3 separate regions of the Mus musculus genome follow, and all the other regions are linked to region 2. Evidence: chromatin loops called from intact Hi-C (ENCODE). Cell type or tissue: heart. All regions are shown on one strand. Links, peaks and the distances in the headings refer to the core of each region. The heading gives the core; the rest is flanking DNA.

Region 1 (10,613 bases), core at 3,370-5,869, 140 kb before region 2:
GCTGAATTTAGAACAACTCATCTTTCCTAAGAGCGAAGCTCAACAGAGAGGTCAGGCTGAGCCACATCTAGTTAAACCGATATCTTCATGAAAAAGGAAATTTTGATTTTATTTTTGGTTTTTCAAGACAGGGTTTCTCTGTGTAGCCTTGGCTGTCCTGGAACTCCCTCTGTAGACCAGGCTGGTCTCAAACTCACAGAGATCCACCTGTTTCTGCCTCTGCCTCCGGAGAGCTGGGATTAAAAGCATACTTATCCACTGCCCAGCTTCAAATTTATTTGTTTTAGTGTGCATATGTGTGTGTATATGTATGTATGTATGTATGTATGTATGTAAATATATGTGTGTGTATATGTGTATGTGTGTGCGTATATGTGTGTGCGTATATGTATGTATCTGTATGTATATGTGTCTATGTGTATGTATGTATGTGTATATATGTGTCTGTGTATGCATGTGTATGTATGTGTGTATGTATATGTGTGTATGTATGTATGTATGTGTGTGTATGTATGTGTGTGAATACATGTGTATGCTTTCACTCATCCATGTATGTCCATGTTGAGGCCAAAGGTCAATGTGAAGTGTCTTCTACCATTCTCCATCTCATTTATTTTTAAATTTAATTTAATTTTATGTGTATGAGCATTTTGCCTGCATGCATGTCTAGGTACTAGACATAGGAAACTGGATATGAGCCACATGTGGGTGCTGGGAATCGAACCCAGGCCCTCTGGAAGGCAGCCAGTGCTCATAACCACAGAGCTGTCTCAGCCCCTCCACCTTATGTTTTTAGACAGAGGCTCTCACTGAACCTGGAGTCCGTGTCAGCTGGGCTGGCTGGCCAGGGAGCCCCTGGCGTCTGCGTCGGACTTTGATGTGGCTGTTAGGGATCCAGACTCAGACCCTCCGGCTTCACAGCAAAACTTCATTCACCGAGGCTGCCCTGTGCTCGCTCCCTCGCTCCCTCACTCCCTCACTCCCTCGCTCCCTTGCTCCCTCGCTTGCTTTTGAGACAGCCTTAGCCCAGAATGGCCTGGAACTCACCATGCTGCTCCCATCTGAGCCATCACACCTCTCCCAGAAAGGAGGGGATGGATGGTCTACTGGAAGCAGACTCACTATGTAGTCTTGGCGTTGAGTTGACAGAGATCTGAGGCAGAATGATCACTCTGAACATAGAAGTTTGAGGCCAGCCTGGACAAGACTCTGCCTCAGAAAAAAGGAAAAAAGAAAAACCAGTGTGTTCAGCAGAGGAATGAGCCTGCTACAGACACCAACCTGGTCCTCTCCAGTCTACTGGACTAGAAGAAAGCACATTTCTGTTGTGTAAGCCACCCAGGCCCAGCCTGAAACTTCACTTGCATCAGCCCATTTCATCCTTAAAGGAGGGGGAATGGGATGGAGTGGGGGCTAGTCTCAGCTTCAAAGAAACTGAGGTTCTAGCACGTGTGCAGTGTGTCTGGTGGTGATGTGTATCATGCCTGCACTGAGGGAGGTGGGGGGGGAGTCAAGGCAGGAGGAATACAGCAAGTTCAAGGCCAGCCCAGGTTAAGTATCAAGACTGTCACAAATATCAGGACATTTGGAAAGACGGCTCAGCGGTTAGGAGCACTGACTGCTCTTCCAAAGGTGAGTTCAATTCCCAGCAACCACATGGTGGCTCACAACCATCTGTATGGGATCCAGTGCCCTCTTTTGGTGTGTCTGAGGACAGCAACAGTATATTCATATACATAAATTAATACATCTTCAAAAAATAATTTAAAAAAAACTGTCTCAAATCGAGACTAGGATGGGCAAAGCCACTGACTTTCAAGCACATGGCTGGGGGTGGGGGCTAGTTAAATGGGGCTGGAACCCAGGACCTCCTTAGTCTAGGCAGAGCCCAAGCCGGAGCAGGACATGGACACCAGGCCTAGGACAAAAGTGAGTGCCCTGCTGCCTCCTGACACCCCCACTGCTCCAGGAATGCAGCGTGTGAAGGGGGCCCTAGCCAGGCTAGCCGCCACCCACCTTGGCCTCCTTCCCTGACCCATCCACCCCCACTTCCTGGCAGGGCCAGGACTGAGCAATTCCAGGCCCCATGAATTCCAGGCCCAGTCTCAACAGGGGAGGAAGCAGAGAACTTTCTCACAGTCCTGGGTTGGAGGGAAGGGCCATGCCTGGAACTGGCCTTGTCAGTTCCTGCAGGGGGTAAAGAGAGCTGGCCTGGGGGTGGGACTTTCTGTCACAGTCTTTTATGTGTCCACTCCAGCCCAGGACACACAGAACCTTCCAGCTTGCTGTGTGCCAGACTGGAGGCTCACAGCTCTGAGCCAGCTCATCCCCCCCCCACACACACCAATATTCCCAGTCCCTACTGTAATATCCCACGGGGAACTGAACAGTGTCCCCTTCCTACTCAGTCCTGTCCTCACCCTTCCCCTACCTGACCTAGGGTCCCCTACTCGGTCACAGCAGGTAAGCCAGCAGCCCTGGGAACTTTCAGAGGACTCATGGGCCAGCAAGGAAGGAGGGTGTCCCAGGCCAGGCAGCCAGAGCCTGAGCCAGAGCCACAGCCCCAGGGACCTGGGAACAGGAGCTCTTTGTGGGCAGCAGGGCAGGGCCCAGCCCAGGTGGCAGGGCTTGGCCTGGCTGAAGAGCCGGTTGCCTCCCAGTGGACAGATGCCAGAGGGTGGAGGCCTCTGTAGAGAGGTGGGGTGAACTGGGTTCAGTCAGGTGCCCACGCTCCCCTCACTACGAGGTAGAGCTGTGCCTGAGAGCAAGGTAAAGCCGCTCTGGGCCTCCCTCTGCCTCTGGGACCACATCAGCAGGACAGGGCAGAAAGGCCTTCACTACTACCTCACACTGGGGGACAAGCCTAAACGTTTATAATTCCTCAGAACTCTAGAAGGCCCTTCCAGACCTGGCCTGATGGCTCCCCTCCAGCCTCACTTCGTCTCTCTCTGTCTGTCTCTGTTGTGTTCTCTCTCTCTCTCTCTCTCTCTCTCTCTCTCACACACACACACACACACACACACACACAGTATTGTCTCTGTTCCCAGCCACCCTTTATGGGGGCCACAGCCTCTTTCGGGGAGCACTTGCCCAACCTTGCCTATCCATCACCTCCACAGGTGGAGCCTACCCCATCACCTCCTCCCTCCATTCAGGGCAGCACCTCCCCCAACACATCCCCCAGTGCCCAGCACAAAGAACACCATCCTGAGCAGGGCGTGGTGGCGCACGCCTTTAGTCCCAGCACTCGGAAGGCAGAGGCCCGTGGATTTCTGAGTTTGAGGCCAGCCTGGTCTACAGAGTGAGTTCCAGGACAGCCAGGGCTACACAGAGAAACCCTGTCTCGAAAAACCAAAAAAAAAAAAAAAAAAAGAACACCATCCTGGCCGCTCATCTGTGCCCCATCTGTCTCTCCATCACACAGCTGGCTGTATGGGGTAGGGTGCGTGCCTTGCTCTTCCTTCATCAGCTCAGAATAGAGGCCATAAATGTTAGTGGAACGCATGAGTGAGCCGAAGGGTCAGAGCGTAGGTTTACAAATGAGGGGAGGAGAGAGGAGCCTTTCCAGATTACTATGTGTAAAGAAGGAAAGAAACTACATCATAAGAAATATTTTGGTGTGTAATGTGACAGGATCCCAGTGTAGCCCAGGCTATCCTAGAAACACTACATAGCCCAGGCTAGCTCTGGAATTCACAGGGATCCTCCAGAAACCATTATATCCAGCTATAAAAAACAAAAATCTTGACCAATCACAAGCAGACTCGTGCTCCAGTACCCTCAAATCCACAGGCACACTTATCACTGTCTTACTTAGAACCCAAGAGGGAAGCCAGTCTCCATGCAAGTTAACCTTGGTTGTCAGTGTGACAGTGTTTAGAATCACTGTGGAAACAAACCTCTGGACATATCAGAGAGGAAGTTTCTAGAGTAGGCTAGCTAAGGTGGAAGAGTCCCCGAAATCTGGGTGGCGCCCCATGCGTTGGGCTTCCAGACTGAATAAGAAGGGAGCAGAGAGCAGCGTCCATTGCTCTCTGCTTTCTGACTATAAACGCAGTGCACCTCATACATATACCATGCCCTCCCCGCCACAGTGGACTACAGTACCCTGAAAGGAAAGACAAAATAAACAACAGTAACATCAATTGCTAGAAAGCAGCAAAATCCGGGCAGCGGCAGTGCATGCCTTTAATCCCAGCACTCAGGAGGCAGAGGCAGGTGGATCTCCGTGAGTTCAAGGCTAGACTGGTCCACAGTGAGTTCTAGCCCTAGACTGGTCCACAGTGAGTTCTAGCCAAGGATACAGAAAAAAACCCTGCCTCAAAAAAAAAAAAAAGTGGCAAAATCAAAATGATTTTGGGATTGGGGGTCCATGGGATCAACAGTCACAGCGTTCTGAGAACAGTTTTGTAATGTTCCCTTGGCAACACAAAAGTATTTCATCAAGGAAGACTATTAAGAGTGATAATCAAGAGTTTCTTACAACCTCAGCAGGGAAAAAATGTGAGCAGATCCTAGAGCAAGCTAGCCATTCCATACGCAACCACTAGGTGTCGCCATCTAGCACATTAGCAAATACTGCCGCCTGCTGGCGTCTCACCGTTGTTGCAGTGTCGAACGCAATCCTGAAGCACTGCCTGCCACTTGTCCTGCTCCGCTTCTGTCATCATGCAGAAGTAATAGTGTCGGGCGTAAGGATGCCACAGGATGAGAGGGAACTGCGTTGGGCACTTAAGGATGGGGGTGGAGCCTGATTTCGATGTGGTCCCTGTAGAGAGATGTGAACAGCTGCGCTGAGGCCTAGAGAAGACACCCTGTCCTGGGGACGTCACATCAGCAAGGAAGCAGCTCGCCTTCATTTTGACCCCATGGCCCAGCCACAGTAACTGAGAAACCTGGCATCGGTGTGGATTCTTTTCCTAGAACTGGAAACAGGTGACATCTACCTTGCTCGTGTGTAAGACACTATGACACGATCAGGCTCGTTACGTTCTTAAGTTTCTCTTCAAATTTCAATGGCAGAGGCCAAGCTGGTGGTTTAAATATCCAGGAAAGAAGGGAGGCATGTGGGCAAACAAAATAAATACAAAGGAATTTTTCTCTATCTCTTTGGCTCTCGGTGATATTTTAGATCCAGCAAGATAGCAGGCCCTGGGCTCACTGCTGTGGTCAGTAATATACATGACAGTAACAGTTGTGCGTGGCCCAGCTCTGGGTGGCTGGGATAGGACAGTTGCTCACACAGCCCACCCAAGGCCCTCGGGCTCCCTCAGCGCCAGGGTTCAATTGATGCGGAGGAACCTGATGTCAGGGGAGGAGGGGCTTAAAAGGACTGAGACAGTCCTGGAACCTAGGAAGTTGGATCCCTGCCCAGCATCTACTGCCACATAAGCTTCAGTCCCAAATCCCAGGTGGGGACTGTGTAAGCCTCTGGAAGCCTCAGCAGGCTGAGAAGAAGAGGAAAAAACCCTTGGCACCGCATTGCAGAGTTATCATCATCTTTCCCTGGGCCAACCGAGTCTAGGTCTAGACCCTATCTATACACAACCTGGGGACTCCACCTTGTAGGCCTTCGAGTCTCCTCTTTGGGGGCTCGGGTTGTTCAAGAGATGTGTAGACATTCTAAGCCCCGCTGGCTGTGCTGCAGAATGGCGCCCAAGCACAGGCTCAGGTCATCCCCTTCCCTGGCCGATCCTTAGGCCTACACAGGACAGGATGGCTGGAGACCACTGGTTCTTTACCTGGCAGGGAATTGCCGACCAGCTCCAGATACTGGTCGACAGAGGTGAGAACCTTGTAGCCCGCGCTGTTGATGACGGCCCGGGGTGGTATCTGCCGCTCATAGGCCTGAAGAGAGCAAGAGAAATGGGGCCTCAAGGTCAGAATGTTGTCAAACACAAACCTCGCTTCCAGTTGGCCCCATGGGCTACTCAGCTACTAGTTCAAGGTTTGGAGGTGGGTACTAGATGAAGAAGGAGCAGCCACATAAAATGTTCAGCGCAGTGCCTTAGCATGTAAGGAGCCATGCTGGGGCAGCTGCCTATTAGTGACACTGATGGCTGTCACTAATACCTCTGTGACCAGAGTCTACATTGTGCTGGGGACACTGCATGCTTCGTTTCTCAGGAGGTGGCTCCTTCCAGTTCACATCGATAGGAAGTAGATGTTGGCCATGAACCAGGACTGTCCCCAGAACCCAAGGTCTCTGACCACTGCCTTGGCTCCAAATGTCTAGGCTCTGAGCATCACAGTGCTTCAAAGGAGACTCCGAGCATGCAGCTCTCCTTGATACAACGGGGAGGGTACTCTGCTCACTGGGGGCAGACAGATCTGCTCTGAAACAGGTCAGACAGGCCTCTCTTTAGGGCGGCGCTGGACAAGTGTTTGGCCGATGAAATAAAGTTTGTAATATAACCAGGTGGGACTTCCTGGAGGGGCCCAAAGCAAAGGCTCACAGTCAGTCCCCATCTCTTCTCAGACACATCAGAGCATGGAGGATTGGGGAGATTTCAGGAACCCCATCCAGAGATGGCACAGAGGGCCAGACTGCGCGGCACTGGCAGAAGGAGCCGGGTCTGGGAGAGGTGGGAGGAGACTGAGGCAGGCAGAGGGTGGGCTCTGTGGTGATGCTGGGATTTTTAGTGCTTGGCAGTGACCAGAGAGCAGGGTGATCTCAAGGAGGGCTTAAGAGGACAGAGGGACACAGGATGAAATGACTGAGAGGACAGACAGTGGGACGCAGGATGAAATGACTGAGAGGGGAGCCCGAGGCCAAGCAGACTTGGAGAAATGCAGAAGGATCAGGAAGGTTGCTTTGGTCCTGGAACTTCCATGGAGAGATGGCCCGTGGTAGGCATGAAGGGGAAGGCGTGGTGTCCGGAGCCTCAGATGGTGGAATAGGGTCGCCAAGTAAGAACTAGGTAAGTGGGCTGGAGAGATGTCTCAGTGGTTAAGAGCACTACCTTCTCTTCCAGAGGACCTGGGTTCAATTCCCAGCACCCACATGGCAGCTCACACCTGTCTGTAACTCCAGTTCCAGAGGATCTGATGCCCTCATATAGACACATATGCAGGCAAGACACCAATGTACATGAAATAAAATAAATTAATTTTTTTTCAAAAGTTTAAAAAAAATAGCTATGTAAGCCTGGAGGAGGGTGAGCGGCTGCCAGGAGCGTGGGGAAGGGTGGCTGGCTCACCCCGAACTCACCACTTTGTTCTCATATAGCACCAGCCCATAGTTATGGGGCACCAGGCTGAAGCGGTTTCTCCACTTCTTATTGTCTTCCTGGTACTGGAAAAGGTTTCCGGAGAAGATGATGCGTTCATCCAGGGGCACCTGTGGGCAGGAGGGAACAGGGGCGGTCCCAACAAGGTGGGAGCACAGCCATCAGTGCCTGGGTTATATAACTCCTCATGCAACACACACACATACACACACACACACACACACACACCACCACCACCACCACCACCACCACCACCACCACCACCACCACCACCACTACCACCACCACCACTACCACCACATCCCTGACCTCGTTGGGACTCCGAAGCAAGACTGCACTGTACCCACTGCACAGATGGAAGCCTGAGGTTCAGGGTAGTGAGGTGCTTACTCAGGGTTCAAATAGGGTAAGAGTGGAACCCAGTCTGGACATTCATTCAGAGCCATGCCAGACTAGGGGTCCTGGGAAGGCAACCAAGCGGTCAGCAGGCTGCTTCCCCTAGCTACCTGCCACTGTTACCCAGGGCTTTCGCCTAGCTGGAGGCCACACCCACAGGCCACACTGGATGGTCCTAATGCCTGGGAAAGCCTCTGCCAGCTCTGGGCCTCAGTTTCCCCTCAGTGCAATGAAGACTTGAACTTGTATCCAGAGCTTCCCAGCTTGGCCAAGCTGGCATTCCTGAGTCTGGGTAGGCAGAGATGCTAGGCCAGCATCCAGGCAGAGAGGAGACCTGTGTGGGCTGTAGACACACTGGGACAGTCCTGTGAAACCCCACAAAGACGAGGGGGCCAGCAGCGGCTAGTTCCCTCATCTGTAAACTAGGGACAGTAGCTGACAAGAAGGAGGTAGGCACCAGGCAAAGCACTTGCGAGCAGACAAAGAGTGGCCACGCCAGGAACCTGCCAAGTGCAGGAGATGCACTCCAGCACTCCCAGCTTCCGGACTGATCTGGACATTGGAGGTGGGATGTATTTACACCAAGGGTGGGGGCCGAAGCTGAAGCTACGGATCACGGAAGCTTCTGGAAGGGAGGGACAAAAGCTGCAATGGACTATGGGAGCCAGAAAAATCTAGAGATTGCCAATTCTGGGCAAGTTCTGTTTATTCTATGATAAGCACGGTACCAGTTACAAAATGGACGAGTGCTATATGTATCGATGGGGGGAAAAGTGTGACTTTGCGTGCCCGCTCTGAGGCCTCTCAGAATGCAGGGGCCCCTCCTGCCTTCTTCCCTGGCCCCTTTCCCTAGCTGCCCCCTGCTGCTCCTCAGGGGAAAGCTGCACTCCTAAAAGGAGAGCCCATTGTGCTCAAACAATAGAACCCAAGACCAGTTTCCTCTCCAGAAGAAAATATTTACAGGAAAAAAAAAGGGTCTGCTCCCCTCCCCCTACACGGGCTCTGCCCAAGAGCGGAGACTCCCACTTGGTGGTCTATATTTAGACTTCTGAAACCCAGCCCTCCAATCTGTCTTTTCTAGAAAGAGCAGCCAGGGTTTTCCTAACACCCTGGAAAGACCCCGCCCCGCTAGCTCAGCTGGGCATGTTTGGTGAACCGGAAGGCCCCGAGACTGGGGACAGCCTTACAGGGACTGCAGAGGCAATGCCTGAGCCCTGAAGACAGACTCTGCACCCCTCCACCCAGCATACCCCCCCCCCCAGATCCTGAGCCACCTTCCTCAGGCTGCCTGGCTGCTGCCTTAGATTTTATTTTGAAGATTTTTCTTCAAAGGTAAACTGAGGTGTTACAAGGAAGCCTGTAATCCCAGGTTCAGGAGGGAGGTAGAGGCAGAGGGACATCCTCTACTACAAATGGAGTTTGAGGTTAGCCTGAGCTACACAAGACCCTATCTCAAAAGGGGAAAATTGGTTTTGTTTTTTGGTTTTTGTTTTTTGGGTTTTTTTCAAATGACAGAGTCCTGTTTTGAGCAGGCCTGCAGAAGGTACAAAATATTTCAGACGCCACAACTCAGGGCCAGCCTGGCCACCCCTCACAGGTGCCAGAGAAGCGACTCCCCAGCCTCAGCCCCAACCCCAGCCCCTCTGTTCCCCAGTGACCCTCAGAGCAAGGAGTAGACAAGAGACTGAAAGAAACTGTTCATCACAAAACAACTATTGATTGCTTTGCTTGCTGGGGTGTGAGGTGAGTTTACAGCAGACTGGCCTTGAACTTGGGCTGTTCTGGCCTCGGCCTCCTGAGTGCTGGGATCACAGGCCAGCCACCTCACCCAGACCCACTTGCTCTTATTACGGCAATAATTGTTTCTTTAGAAAATGACTGTGATCGTTCTGGTGACTAATGTGATTTCCCTTCTATCGGTGTCATGACTTCACGTGGTGGTCAGGCTCATGAGACACCAAGGATCTCAGGGACCATGAGCACCTTCAGGCCACTGATCTGCCTACATAGCCTGTTTGGCGGGATGAGCACACAGCCCTGTGAGCATGACAAGCCAAACACAGAAAATGCTTAACACAGCACCAGCTCCCACTCGCCCTGGGCTCTTGGGAACCGGGCTGCCTGCACTGTTTGTTTTTGTTTGGCTTTGTTCTTGTTTTAAAACAGGGTTTTAGGATATAGCCCTCCTTGGCCTAGTGCTTACTCTGTGTCACCACACTGGATTTGCCTGTGACCTTCATTCTAGATAGGAGAAGTAGCCGAGGCCCTGCTCATCTGGGCTGAATTACAGGTGCAGGAGGACACCTGCCAGGCCTGAGAGCGGCCATATCCAAACACCCCTTCTCTACAGTCAGTCATGACACCCGGAGCGGAGACAAACAGCCCAGCCTTTCTCTCCTCCCAGGGCAGGCTGAGATGGGGGAGAAAGGATCGTAGGCTAGGAATCTAAGCCAGCTCTGTCTGCCCCCAGAGTCACTGGGCTAAGTTTGGAACTTTTTGTACATAAAGACTCCTTCTGTCTGTCAGTCCCTTCCCTCTGTCTGTCAATCCCGTCTCACAGGCAACCCCTCCCCACCCCCCAGGGCCTTGCTGAAGCAGCCTTCTCCAGACCAGTTGAGACTCTGGTGTCTGGATCAGCCAGTCATCTTCCCAGCTCCTATCTTATCCTGTAAACAGCCATCGCTGGCTGTCACCTTGAGCGGTTTGTAGAGCTATAAAGACCACGCAGCCTTAGCACCTGACCCTGCCGCCAGCACAGTGAGCAGCAAAACTTCCCTGCAGAGCCTCCAGGGTAGAATTCCAGCCACTTACCTACCCTCTGCCTTAAGTTGGGTAACTCAGCAGCCAAACCCACTGTTTCCTTCCTGACCTCACCCTAGCCCTGTCACCTCCAGGCCTGTCACAAGGATCCCCACTCCAGGCCACACTGACACCCCAGGGTAGATCCAGGCAGCGTTCTCAGCAAACCCAGGCCTAATGCTAATAACA
Region 2 (10,020 bases), core at 1-2,500:
ATGGACCAGATAGATCTCCTCCGCAGTCAGCCCAAACAGCTCCGCTTGGCACAGGGAAACAACACTCTAGTTACTGCATATCTGCTCAGAGGGGTCACAACAACCCCCATATGTAAACAGGCTTCCCCAAGCCTTCACTGTAGTAATTGGGGCTCACCAGGCACTTGTCACAATTGAACCCTCTCTCTGGTCCCTGTGCCCTCTTATCCATGAAACCTACAACTCACCAGCTCGGGCTACGCTGCGCCCGTTGACGTTCATGAGGCGCCGCGGCCGGAGCAGTACCAGCTGAGCATCCCCGAGCGGGGCCAGGGCGAGGTCAGCAGCACAGCGCGAGTCACGAGTCCAATTCTCCGCCACTCCCAGTCGCCTTGCTATTTGCCCCAGCACCGCCATGCCCACACTGTGCCGGGTGCCGGGCATTCCGTGGTTCCCCAGGCCAGCCACCTGTAGGCAACACTCACTCAGGACCCAAAACATTGACCAGGAAACAGAAGCGACAGTATTGGGAAGGAGCACTTAAGGGTCTGGGAACTCCTGGAGGCCCCACCAGCCAGAGGATGCCGCTCCCTGGTGCAAGAGCAAAACTAAAAGTTTGGAGCCAGTTAGTATTGCGCCTATTTGACTAAGTAGAAAAAGGGACAACTATCCCGAAAAGATGGTTCCGAAGGTAAGGTTGCTGCTAACCCTGACAACCTGGGTTCGATCCCCAGAACCCACATGGTGGAAAGAACCCTCTCCTAAGTTGCCCTCTGACAGCCACAGGGCACATGCATACAACGCATACACTTAAATGTAAGCGTAGCTGCGGAGCCAAGCCCCGCGTCCCTGTGTAGCCACCCACGCCCCACTCACCAGCCACCGCTTCCCGGGGAACCGAGCCTCGGAAACCTGCCGGCTCAAGGCCCAACTCCGCCGCATCCCTGGACTAAAAAGACCGGACTTCAACGTGCCGACTCCCATTCACAGCCAGGACCCCGCCCCTTGACGTCAGGCATCCCTAAGCCAATAGCATCACGACATGTCCAGCGACGCCCAATCCAGGCTGGGTTTGGCGTCCGCCATGTCTCTGCGGGGCGGAAGTGGGTGGATCGCGGGCCCGGGCGAGTGTCTGGGTGCATTCCTCCGCGACGCGTCACCCTGTATGGCTCAGCCTTTGCTCGGCCTTTGCTCGAGGGCTGGTACCTCGTTAAGTTTCTACCCTGGCCCGCGTCGGCGTGCACTGCCCATAGGTTCTTTCCTTGACTTAGGCCTTGGCTTGCCTTGCTGAGTTTCTAGTGACTCTCGGAGGCGGGGCCAAGTGGGCGGGGCCTATGGACATCGTGGACCTGGTGCCTAGCAACAACGGAGCTAGGGAACCTCAGAGTATGCTTAGCCCAGAAGTTAGCCTAGAAACCTGGCCATGACAGACAGAAGCAAGGTGAGGGCTGAGAAGGGGAAAGCTGAGGCAGAGGTCGGGGCCGCAAGAAGGGCTTGAGGAAGAGCCAGTCAAGCCCTTCAGGGGAACTGGGAGAGGTCAGAGGTCATCATTTGTAGTGTGGTAGGGGAGAAGGGTGACTGGCCTCCCAGTCCTAAGGGAGAGAGAGGGCAGAGAGATTTTTTGGGGGGGTTGTTGTTGTTTTAACGTTTTGGGGTTTTGTTTGTTTGTTTTATAGACTCAGAGAACTCCATCTGCCTCTAGCTCTAGAACGGGGTTATTAAAGGTATGCACTACCGTGCCCAGCCCAAGTGGAGAGATTTTGAGGAGTGAAACACAGAACTTGAGGACTGATGAGACATAGGTTCCCCGATTCTGGTGACTATGGGAAGGGTGATCACACAGAGGTGAGAAGCCCTGGGAAGAAGTCAGGTGAAGTGCTTGCTCAATGTGACCTGACGAGTGTGAGAATCCCAGGGCGGGAGTCACAAGGAACCTTGTGCAGCAGGGTCTGAAAACGATGAGCAGCTAGAGCACAAGGTGAGAGCAGACAAAGCCCAAGAGGAGAGCAGAGGGTGCAGTGGTTCCTTGACCTTGACCACAGGACAGGGAGAGAGGCAGGGCTAGAGAAATGTTGGAGCCCTGGGGGACTGTTGAACCCCAGACTAGGTGTGCCTTCTACCAGGAGGCCTCTTCACACCTCTTCCAGTAGGCAAAGCTCCTGGGGGAAGTGTTCCTGAGGCCTTCTGAGCTTACTGCCCCTGGCTTGGTTCCAGGAGCCTCACAGTGCCCGTTCCCAGAAAACTCCAAAGCTAAAGGTTCCTGAAGCCCCAGAGAAGATCCTGCGACGCATCTTTGGGACCAGTCATGTGTTCTATGTTATGACAGATCCTACAAAACGAAGGATGATAGGATCAACAGTGCCTGCCAAAGTCAGAGAGTAGTGAGTGACTTCTTTGTCTCCAACTCCAGGTTCCTACTCTACAAAACCATTATTAATACTGGGTTCAGCTGCAAGCTGGCTGCTATCCCTCTCTGGGTCTCAGTGAACAGCGAGGGTAGAGGGATAAGGGGCTGATGCCCTGGAAGAGCTCCAGGAAGGTCAGCCTGGCCTCTGTGGAGCTCTGATGGCTTTTGCAGCCTCTTTACCTCAGCCCTCCCTCCTGCATACCCCATTCTAGCCCTGAGAAGGTCCTGGGCTGGTCCCAGATCAATACCAGATCCACTGCCTGTCCTGTCCTGTCCTGTCCTGTCCTCACAGCTATAACCAAGGCCATCAGTGCCTCCTACAAGAGGACTGGGAGATGTCTGTGCTGTTCTTCTCCCGTGCCCTCCACCTGGACCCCAAACTGGTAAGAGGAGAGTCAGAGTGGTCCCCAGGGAGCAACTGGCTGGGCATAAGTCCCCCACCCCCTGTCACTGTCAAACCTGCTTAGCCCTTCCTCCCAGGACCATCAGATTCTGGAACCACCTGGAAGGGAAGAAGTTGGAGAGGAAATAACAGCCAGGGTCTCTTTGCCTTTAGGTAGACTTCTATGTATTCCGTGCTGAGGCCTTCATCCAACTCTGTGACTTCTCCTCTGCCCTCCAGAACCTCCGCAGGGCCTACTCCTATGACCCAGGGAATAACAAGTACCTGAACCGGCTGGCCTTTGTGCTCTACCTACAGGTGCCTCAGCTGCCCCACCCGCAGGGGACTTCTCACCTTATCCCCAGCTACTGGCTTGCCCTTCACCTACAGGGAGCCTTCCTGGGATAGGATCTGAGTTCTTGGGGACTCCCGGTCTGTGCACCTGTTTACACCAGCTGCCCCCATCGCTGATTTATTAATTTAGCTGGAGGTGTCTAGAACTTCTGCAGTAAGGCTCTGACCTACCCACACTATCCAATAGGGTCACCACTGGCCACATGGAAATGTTGAGTCCTTACAGTGTGGCAAGTATGACTGAACTAAATTTTAAATTCGATTTGGGTGGGTTGGGTCCGTAAGGGGTGTGACTCAGTGGTAGGATGGCAGCTTGGCACACAGAGGGCTCTGAGTGCTGTCCCTAGTACTAAGTGGAATTTTAACTGCTTAACATTTATTTTGACATTGACTTGAGCATGTGTGCTTGTGTGTATGTGTGCATCTGTGTGCCTAGGGAGGTCAGAAGTCAGATGTCTCCTTGTACTATGTGGGTGGGCCCTGGGCATCGGCAGGCCTGATGATGAAGTGCCTGTACCCACTGAGTCATCTCAGTACCGTCAGTGTCTTTTGAAAGTTCTTTTGAAAGTCAGATATTGGCTAGAAGTTGAGTTGAGTGCAACAGTGGTAGACCATTTGCCTAGGAAAGGGTCTGAGTCCAAGCACCAGTGCCACAAAACACCAAGCCCCTCAGTTCCTACAAAGAAGCTTGGGTGGCCAGTGACACGACTGAGCAGGTAAGAGCATCTGCTTCTTAAGCCTGACTACCTCCGTGTGATAGCTGAGATGCACACGGTGGGAAGAAACCAGACTGCCACAGTTAGCTATGACTTTCACACGTGTGCTGCGGCATGTGCCTGCCCCCACACACCACAGAATAAATGCACATCATAAAAAAGAAACATTGGGCCAGACATGGTGGCTCAGGCTTGCACACTCTGCACACCAGAAACTGAGGCAGGAAGAGTCTCATGAGTTCAAGGTCTGTCTGGGTTGCATGGTTCCCGGCCAGTATGAGTTACACTGTGAAACGTTAATAAGACAAATATACCAGACAAGGCAGGAGAGCCCTCGAGGCATTCAGATAACTGATAGAACTGTTGAGGGCCTGTGTCGTGCTAGCTCACTTCCTGTGTGACCTGTGGCGAGTCACTTCACCTCCCTGATCCTGGGTTCCTTCATCTGAAATGGGGAACACTTGTGAATTCTAGACCTTTGGCCGGAGCCCCGCTGCCCTCACCTGTTGCCCCATTCTGTCTGGAATCTCTGTGTTGCTGTATTCCTCCACGTTTCTTGGTGTCTCTCTGCTCTGTATCTTGTTTCCATCTCTGTCTCTTGAAGTCTCTGTCTCTGTTCAAGTCCCTCTCCCTGTCCTCTGCCACCTGTGGAGGTCATCAGAGCTGGAGTTCTGAGCGGAGCTGACAGCCGTGTCTCCTCAGGGTCAGTGCCTGTATGAGCTGTGTGACTTCCAGGAAGCCCTCTGTGTCTTCCTGCAAGCCTCCGACCTCCAGCCCCAAAACGCTTCCTTCAGTTACCGATGGTGAGTGTCTCACACCACCACGCCCTCTCCTGGCAGCAGCCTCTTACAGCCCCAGGCTGAATGCCCTTTGCCCTCTGCCCTCTGCCCCCAGCATGGCCTGCCTGCTGGCCCTCAAGCGGTATCACGACTGCCTCGCCCTCATCACTAGGGAGGTGAAGCAGGGCAGGGCCAGCGCTGATGTCTACATCCTCCGGGCTCGGCTCTACAACTTCTTCCAGAAGGTAATGCATAGTGGGCGAGGCAAGCAGGTGCCTGGGGAGCTGCACTTCCTACCGCCAGACCCTCTGTGTCCCAAGTTGATAAAGGAGGCAAGGCCAGCTCTCCACACAGTACCTAAGGCCCCTCCCCCCCTTCATCACTCAGCCCTGACTCTGGTAGGAAGCTGAGCCATGTCCCCAGCCCTCAGCTGTGTGGCATCCAGGACACCATAGACCTTAGCGGTCGTGCTTCTTCCTCTTGCCTTCCTTCCTTCCTTTCTTTTTTTCTTTCTTTTCTGTTTGTTGTTCTGTTTTGAGTTGGTGTTGGTGTTGGTGGTGGTGGTGGTGGGGTTTTTTTGGGGGGATAGTTCTTTTGGGTTTTTGAGACAGGGTTTCTCTGTGTAGCTTTGGCTGACCTAGAACTCACAGATCCACCGCCTCTGCTGGGATTAAAGGCGTGCACTACCACGCCCAGCATCTTGCCATCCTTTCATACTTGTGCAATGGACAAGTTCTCAAGCTCCTGCCTCTCTTGTTGAGTATGGGAACAGAGAATACAGGGAACAGCTAGGGGATAGGGGATGCAGGGCACTGAAGGGAGAAGAGAACAGTCTTGGCAGTAGGGTACTCTCTGGAACAGACTTTGACCTCTAGGGGTGCTCCCAGCTGCTATGGAATTTGTCAGTTGGACAGACAGGTCCTGGGAGGAGGCAGAGTGCTAGAGGAAGGGGTGAGGGGGATGTGGAAGTGTGTCCAAAGTCCTGATGGAGCGGAAGAGGTTTCTGAACAGTGTGCAGCAGTCTAGGTAAATGGGGTGGGGTACCAACAAGATGGAGAGGAGCCAGAGAGAATGAGAGGGGGAAGGGTAGGTTCATTTCATTTAACCAGGCCAGGATGGGGAGTGGTTGAATAAGGGTGGCCAGGCAGGTTCTAGCCAGAGGCTGGGCTGTAGTGTCACACAGGTGACTCAGTGGAAGTCCCCTTCAAAGGCAAGAGTCTATTCTTCATATTTATCCCTACCTCCCCTTCTGTGGAGGATTGTTCCGAACCCAGACCTTTGCCCAGGTTCATCCCCAAGACTGCCAGGAACCCTAAAAGGAAGGTGAACAGTAAAATGGCCCAGAGGTGACTTGACCAAGGCCAGCCAGTCAGTTCTCCAGTCCAAGCCCACCCCAGCCATCCCCCAGTCCTCCCAGGTTACCCTCCAACCAGTTACCCATGGGGCAGTGAGGCGCTTGCTAAGACGGTTGACTGGGGTATACTGCACACGGGTGAAAGGCATTTGCCTACGGATAGTCTCTGCTCATACCCAGACCTCGGTCAGCCCTTGGTCACAGCTGCTGTGGTACATGGGAGGGCTAGGGAGTGGAGAAAGGATGCAGGAGATGAGGCCCCCTCACCACAGGACTCCTACTAGGAGATAAGATCAGCACAAATCACCAAGGCTGACCTGCCTCTCCGAAGTTCTACCTGGAAAGGAGCTATTGATGTGGAGGCTGGGGACTGCCTATTCAAGAGGCCAGAAATGTAGAACAGTAATGCTGGTGCCGGGGACACAGAAGGGATGCTGTGGGAGTAGCCTGTTTCCTAGAGGCCTGCCTTCCTCTTCCCACTACTGGGACAGTGCCACCCCTCCACCCTTGCAGGCCAAGCTCTGCTATCAGGACCTTCGAAGCGCCTTGCTCCTAGATCCCTTGCACGCACAGGCCAAAGGGCTACTCCAGAAGATGGTGGACCAGGCCAAGCAGTCTCTCCAAGATGCCAGCACCCTGGCCGTGCAGGGCAAGGTGCACCGTGCACTGAAGTGCATCAACTGTGCCATTGAGAACAATCCCCTGGATCCCAACTTCTTCTTCTTCCGGTACTGGGGTACAAAGGGGCTGGACCTCCTGCAGACCTGCTTCGTGGTCTCAGGAGGGTCTCTCAACCTCCCCAGACTTCAGTCTCTCTCTCTCTAACCCCTAGTAACCTTTCCCTGCTTTTGACTGTGGTCATGGCACCATAGAGGTGGTTTCCATGGTAACCTGGGAATCTTAGGCCTCCAGCCAGGCCTGCTGAGTAGTTTGTGTTGGGAGGACATGAGAGTAGAAATTGTATCTGGTCCCCCAAGGATTTGGTGCCATTCAATCTCCCTAATCCTGGATTTTCTCCTCTAGATAGTTGGCTAAAGTATGTATACAAAAAGGCCTGAACAGGGGCATGTGATGGCTCATCGGGTAAAGTAGCTTGCTGAACAAATCTGTCAGCTTGATTGAGTTCAATTTCCAGAAACCCATAAGATTCCCATAAACTAAGTACATGAAGTTATACTGAACATAGACACTAGCACATATACCACTTCCAAACTGGAAAACCATCCTTGAGAAATAACAAAATCCAGATGACTAAAAGCTTATCTAAGTAGCAATCTCAGGCCAGCTCCAGAGGACAGATCTAGGGTTTGAGGCAGAATTTATGAATATAGTCAAGGCCATGGGGTCAGAAGGTCCAGGGTGGACAGTAGCCTTCTAGCCAAATGGATTGCTTTAGTTCTCATGTCCCTCCCTGCTACCTGCCCTGCAATACGATAGGGGCACCTTGCGTAGACGGCTCCAGCAATTTGACCATGCTGTGGAAGACTTCCTGAAGGCAATGGACATGGTGACTGACACCCAGGACAACCTAGTGAAGCAGGCGCAGCGTCAGCTGCTGCTGACTTACAATGACTTTGCTGTGCACTGCTACAACCATGGTGCCTATCAGGAGGGCGTGCTGCTGCTGAACAAGGCTATCAGAGACGAGCAGAATGAGAAGGGCTTGTACATCAACCGTGGGGGTGAGCTGGGTGGCGGGCGGTTAGGCCCCTGCTAACTGCCCGAAGAGTCCAGGCTGGGCCCTAGCTTTGCTCAGGGAGTTGGGGATGCACTCAAACTTCACCCTCGGCTCCTAGATTGCTTCTTCCAGCTGGGCAACCTGGCCTTCGCGGAGGCTGACTACAAGCAAGCGCTGGCCCTGAGCCCGCTGGATGAAGGAGCCAACTTGCGCATGGGTGTGCTGCAGGAGAAGCTGGGCTTCTGCCAGCAGAAACACAGGTGCGCCACAGGCAGGTGTCAGGGGGCGTGGCTGAGGAGGGCGTGGTTTAGGAGGGCGTGGCTAAGGGCAGTGCTGAGGGGGCGGGGGTGGGGTGGGGGGTGGGGCTCACCAGAAGTCAGAGTTGTCTTCTGGACAGAGATTTTATTCACATCTTCACACAAAAATAATTTGATTATTTTAGTAAATTAAGCTTTTTAATGAAAAAAAAATATTCATGCATGTGTGATTCAGAATGTTATTTTCAAGGCCTACCTACCTTCCCAACTAGCCTCCCTCTAAAGACTCCTCTAAAGACTTAGATTGGTTTCCAGCACCCACGAGGCCACTCAGTTATCTGCTATCCCATTTCCAAGTGATTGATTAGGCATGCAGATGGTGCACAACATACTTGCAGGCAAAACAGCCATACAGTTGTAAATGTTAGGGCCAGGTGGAGTGGCCCATGCTACTTGGAAGGCAGAAGCAGGCAGATCTTTAAGAGTTCAAGGCTAGCCTGGTCTACATATTGAGTTGCACTAAAGTCAGGCCTATATAGGGAGACCCTGTCTCAAAAATTTTAAATAAGACAAAAAAAATTAGGGTATACCAAAGTTATAGTACTCAACTGTCAGGTCCATCAAGAAGAGACAGAAGTGGGTGGGCAAAGGCGACCAGGAGTGGGGCCCCCTAGTTTCCCTCCTTGGCCTGTAGCCACCATCTTTCCTGGAGGTTCATGGCAGCCTTGGGCATTTCCCTCAGGCAGTTCCAGACAGCAGAGGAGCACTTCTCGGAGGCCATAAGGCACAGCCCTCAGAAACCACAGTACTACCTGCACCGGGCCAAGTGCCGACAGTTCCTGCAGAACACTCTGGGGGCCCGCCTGGATGTCGCTACTGTACTGCTTCTCAATCCCGAGTATCCCAAGGTGGGCTCCTGACGAGCCAGAGAGGCTCTTATCCTGTCCCCGAGAGAGACTGGTGGCATTGAGCTGCTCCCCCTACTAGCCCTCCTCCTCACTGATGTTACCTTCCCCCTCCTGCCCCTCGGGTGCAGTGAGACTCAAGCTCTGTTGTTCAGAAGCAGTTCAGAACTGTCCTGTCTGCCTCCCCACTGGGGAGCTGTCCATTGCTCATGCTCTCCTCCTCCTGGGTTAAAAGGCCCTAGCTTAGGAAGTCTACGGAGGCCTCCTGTGTTCATCCGAGGTCACGGTGGCACTAACCTTCTGTGCGCTGTTCCGACCCGGCAGATGGCTGCAGTGATGAACACCCTCTTTCCTAGCATGACTGTGGAGAATGTGCTTAAGTCCCAAGTGGCCGAACTGGCCAAGCTCCAGCTAAGTCGGATGATAGAAAATGGGCCGAAGAACATCTACCCTCAGAGCACTGTGGTGTAAGCTTGTGTGTGGAACGGAGACTTGTGGCCAAGGGTAGGAACTGGTGGGGACTCAGAACGCCTCTGGTCCAGCTGTTCTGAAGGGCTTGCACTGCCTGGTCTCTGGGGACAGCAGTTCAGATTCCAGAGACTGATAAAGGGCCCCCGGGACCATAACTTACTTGACAGGCAGCGGTTATTGGAACGCAGGAAAGCCCAAGTCCTGGTGAAGCTCTGGAAGCAGGAACGTCTTGGGACCCCTGAAGAGGAAGTGACTCTTTACCAGGCTCCGCAGCTGGCAGAGGAAAAAAAGGTGAGTGGAAGGCCTGAGGCGCCTGGAGTCTAATGTGAGCCTGCCCTACCCTCATCTGAGATGGAGACCTAGAAGTAAGGGTGGCCCTGTGCTTGTGCATGATCAGACCCTGCTCGGGGTCTGCCTTGCCCTCCTTACTAAACTGGCCCTATGGTCTTTCCATTGTCTAGCATAGAAAAAACACTGGGGGCGGGGGGGGGGGGAGAGCAGATGGCTCGTGCTGTATGTGTGTTGTCTGTGCAGGACGTATGCCCACGTGGAGGCCTCAGGGGGATGTTGGGTGTCCTTCCTTCCCTATCATTTTCTGCCTTATTGAGACTAAGGCGGCCTCAGAAACCTCCTGTCTCCACTTCCTCCTCTCCATGACAGTGCCAGGGCTAAGGTGCATATAGCCATTCCAGGTTATGTGTATGTGCTGGGAATGTCAGCTCAGGCGCTCAAGCTTGC
Region 3 (2,500 bases), core at 1-2,500, 81 kb after region 2:
GAGCACTGAGCTGTGGAAGTGAAAGCAGGACCAGGAGTTTAAAGTGATCTTTTGCCACATAAAGACTCTGAGACTGGCTAGGTGCAGCTATGGTGTCTCAGGTCCACCTGGGTTACAGATGAAACTCCATGGGGGCGGTGTGGGGGGAGTGGGCCAAGAATGAGTGAGGCTGTTCACTGAAATATATGCTTGGACACTTTGATTCCAGCACTCAGGAGGCCAGAGCAAGGAGATGTCTGTGAGTTTGAGGCCAGGAGTACTTTCAGAGAGCAAATGTCTAGATTTCTCCCCGAACAGTCCTTGCTTATTTAAAATAGAAATCTCTGCTAAATATTTAAGCCCAATGTAGAAAAGCAGGAGAGATTGAAAACCCATTGCTGTTGTCCAGTGCCTTCCACAAATGGAAGTACCTCACCTACAATAAGGTGAGACTACTGTTCCCTCCCCCAGAGGGCCCTCAAATCCACTTTCTACCACGGGGGAGTTTCCAACGCCCCAATAAGATTACACACCTTCCCCTAAAGCCAGCAAATTTACTCCAATTTATTTATTTATTTGTTTGTTTGTTTGTTTGTTTGTTTTCGAGACAGGGTTTCTCTGTACAGCCCTGGCTGTCCTGGAACTCACTCGGTAGACCAGGCTGGCCTCAAACTCAGAAATCTGCCTGCCTCTGCCTCCCGAGTGCTGGGATTAAAGGCGTGCGCCACCACTGCCCAGCCAAAATTTTTTTATCTTTACTTAATATTTTTGCCTGTTTGCATTGTGCTTTTGGAGGCCAGAGTCGGGTCAGATCCCCAGTTTGGAGTCTACAATTGTGAGCCGCAGTGTGGGTCCTAAGACTTGAACCTTGAGACTTAACCACTGAGCCATTTCTCCAAACCTAATTTCATACGGGGCTCCAGGTCCCTGCTGATGAAGCATCCCGGGAGCAACCCGGTCCAACCAAATGGAAGTCTTTCCCACTGTCTCCTTCTTAGCCTGGAAATCCCCCCCCCGAACCCCACAGGCCTCGATAGGGGTGTCATTCTTCCGGGAAGTCTTCCTAGGCTTCTAGAGTGAGTTAAGAGTCTGGAGAGGCCGGGCGTGGTGGCACACGCCTTTAATCCCAGCACTTGGGAGGCAGAGGCAGGCGGATTTCTGAGTTCGAGGCCAGCCTGGTCTACAGAGTGAGCTGCAGTTCAGCCAGGGCTGTACAGAGAAACCCTGTCTCGAAAAACCGAAGGGGAAAAAAAAAAAAAGCCTGGAGAGACGGGGTCATATTCTTGACCGAAAAGGCTGCATCCCCACTGTCTGCGTGAGCCAGGACATTTCGGTGCTGGGAATTGATGACACAGGCATCTGCCAGCCCTGTAATTCTATTCCAGCTCAGAGCTTCTCTGCCAAGGAGTCGGGACTGAGAACTGCTGGCTCGGATTGGCTATTTTTGGATGTACAGCGAAGTCCTTAAGACCTGGCACAGACCTGTGGAGGATAGCGACGAAAAGAGTACAGAGTTCCTTTAAGATGGAGGACCCCCTCCCAGGAACACCCTCTTCCCTCCACCCTCCCCGGCAGAGCGCCCCCTAGAAGCATGGCGAGAGCAGCGCACCTCCGGACCATCTGCCCCTCACAAAGATGGCCGTGATAAGGCGCTGCTTCTCATTGGTCCGGGAAAATCTAGAGACTCGGATTGGTGGGTCTTAGGATGGCGTCAGGGCGGGGCGGGGCGAAGCGGGGCGGCTCCGGCCCAGGCCTAGCTTGCGGTGGCATTAAGACTATGTCGTGGGCGCGGAGCCGACTGTGCTCGACTCTGTCCCTGGCAGCTGTTTCTGCGCGTGGTGCAACGACGGAGGGCGCGGCGCGGCGGGGGATGAGCGCGTGGCCAGCGCCACAGGAGCCGGGCATGGAGTATCAGGTTTCTGACCGTTCCCGCGGGCAAACGGTCCCGTACTGACACGTGGGCAGCACCGGAGCCTTGCTCCGCTCTCCGCCAGCTGCTGGGGGCACCGGAGCATGAAGTTGCGGGGCTCGAGAGGCGGGGACATCCCAGAGCCCAGGGGAGGTGACAGAGACCGGAAAGTTGAGCTCAGGTGGCCCGATGTGGGAATTCTGAGAGCGCGTGTCCGGTGTTGCAGAGGGAATGGGCGCAGGTGACACACCAGAACGTCCAGAATCTGAATTGAGTTTTAGAAGTTCCAATGCAGGGCAATGCAGGATGAAGGGAAGGGAGGAGTTCTGGAGTACAGAGTGGAAGTACCCAGGAGGATCTGGGATTGGGGTCTCCAAGACTCGAAGACTGGAATCTAAGTATTCAGAATTGACCGGCGGGCAGGCAGAAAAAGAGGCAATAAAGAGACCAAGAATCTAGAACAAACTGTAGATTACAAACTGTGCCAGGGTCAGTTGTCAATGACCAGAACTTAATGCTGGCCAGGCAGGTGGCACCGGTTTAGGGCTGTGAGGCTTCCAGCCAAGCCTTGAGGATAAGAGGGCAGGCGACCCAGCTGGTGCCCGAAAGGAA

What was found. Hi-C counts contacts between places; a loop is a spot of excess contacts. Peaks named below come from ENCODE experiments on the same cell type or tissue, not always from the same donor. Only the 100,000 strongest peaks of a DNase experiment are listed, where the experiment ranks them.
Region 1: it touches region 2 in a loop (4-fold over the local background); 12 of 42 quality-filtered maps call a loop at or near these places.
Region 3: a loop joins it to region 2, with 2.4 times the contacts of the local background. A loop is called at or near these places in 2 of 42 quality-filtered maps.

What each region holds. Positions count from the first base shown.
Region 1 is chr2:32,906,575-32,917,187 of GRCm38, reverse strand. Niban2 (niban apoptosis regulator 2) reads right to left here. Exons shown (of 14, transcript NM_146119.2): 3 at 7,211-7,339; 4 at 5,742-5,847; 5 at 4,601-4,768. Among named protein-coding and RNA genes, the nearest start is that of Gm13523, 29 kb to the right of the region's middle. In heart, for the core only: no CTCF peak of the experiment used is centred there; DNase peaks (open chromatin) are centred at 4,082, 4,710 and 5,371; H3K27ac peaks cover 1,165 bases.
Region 2 is chr2:32,766,731-32,776,750 of GRCm38, reverse strand. It overlaps Ttc16 (tetratricopeptide repeat domain 16), which reads left to right and starts at 1,118. Exons shown (of 15, transcript NM_177384.3): 1 at 1,118-1,420; 2 at 1,656-1,703; 3 at 2,194-2,360; 4 at 2,679-2,769; 5 at 2,943-3,086; 6 at 4,541-4,641; 7 at 4,733-4,862; 8 at 6,485-6,699; 9 at 7,409-7,653; 10 at 7,768-7,909; 11 at 8,649-8,814; 12 at 9,136-9,278; 13 at 9,450-9,573. The coding sequence starts at 1,403. Ptrh1 (peptidyl-tRNA hydrolase 1 homolog) reads right to left here and starts at 930. Exons shown (of 5, transcript NM_178595.3): 1 at 856-930; 2 at 228-447; 3 at 1-44. The coding sequence starts at 921. In heart, for the core only: no CTCF peak of the experiment used is centred there; DNase peaks (open chromatin) are centred at 4, 304, 1,030 and 1,842; H3K4me3 peaks cover 1,624 bases; H3K27ac peaks cover 1,011 bases; H3K27me3 peaks cover 12 bases.
Region 3 is chr2:32,693,383-32,695,882 of GRCm38, reverse strand. It overlaps Fpgs (folylpolyglutamyl synthetase), which reads left to right and starts at 1,708. Exons shown (of 15, transcript NM_010236.2): 1 at 1,708-1,894. The coding sequence starts at 1,757. In heart, for the core only: a CTCF peak has its summit at 1,554; DNase peaks (open chromatin) are centred at 992 and 1,642; H3K4me3 peaks cover 1,572 bases; H3K27ac peaks cover 1,719 bases.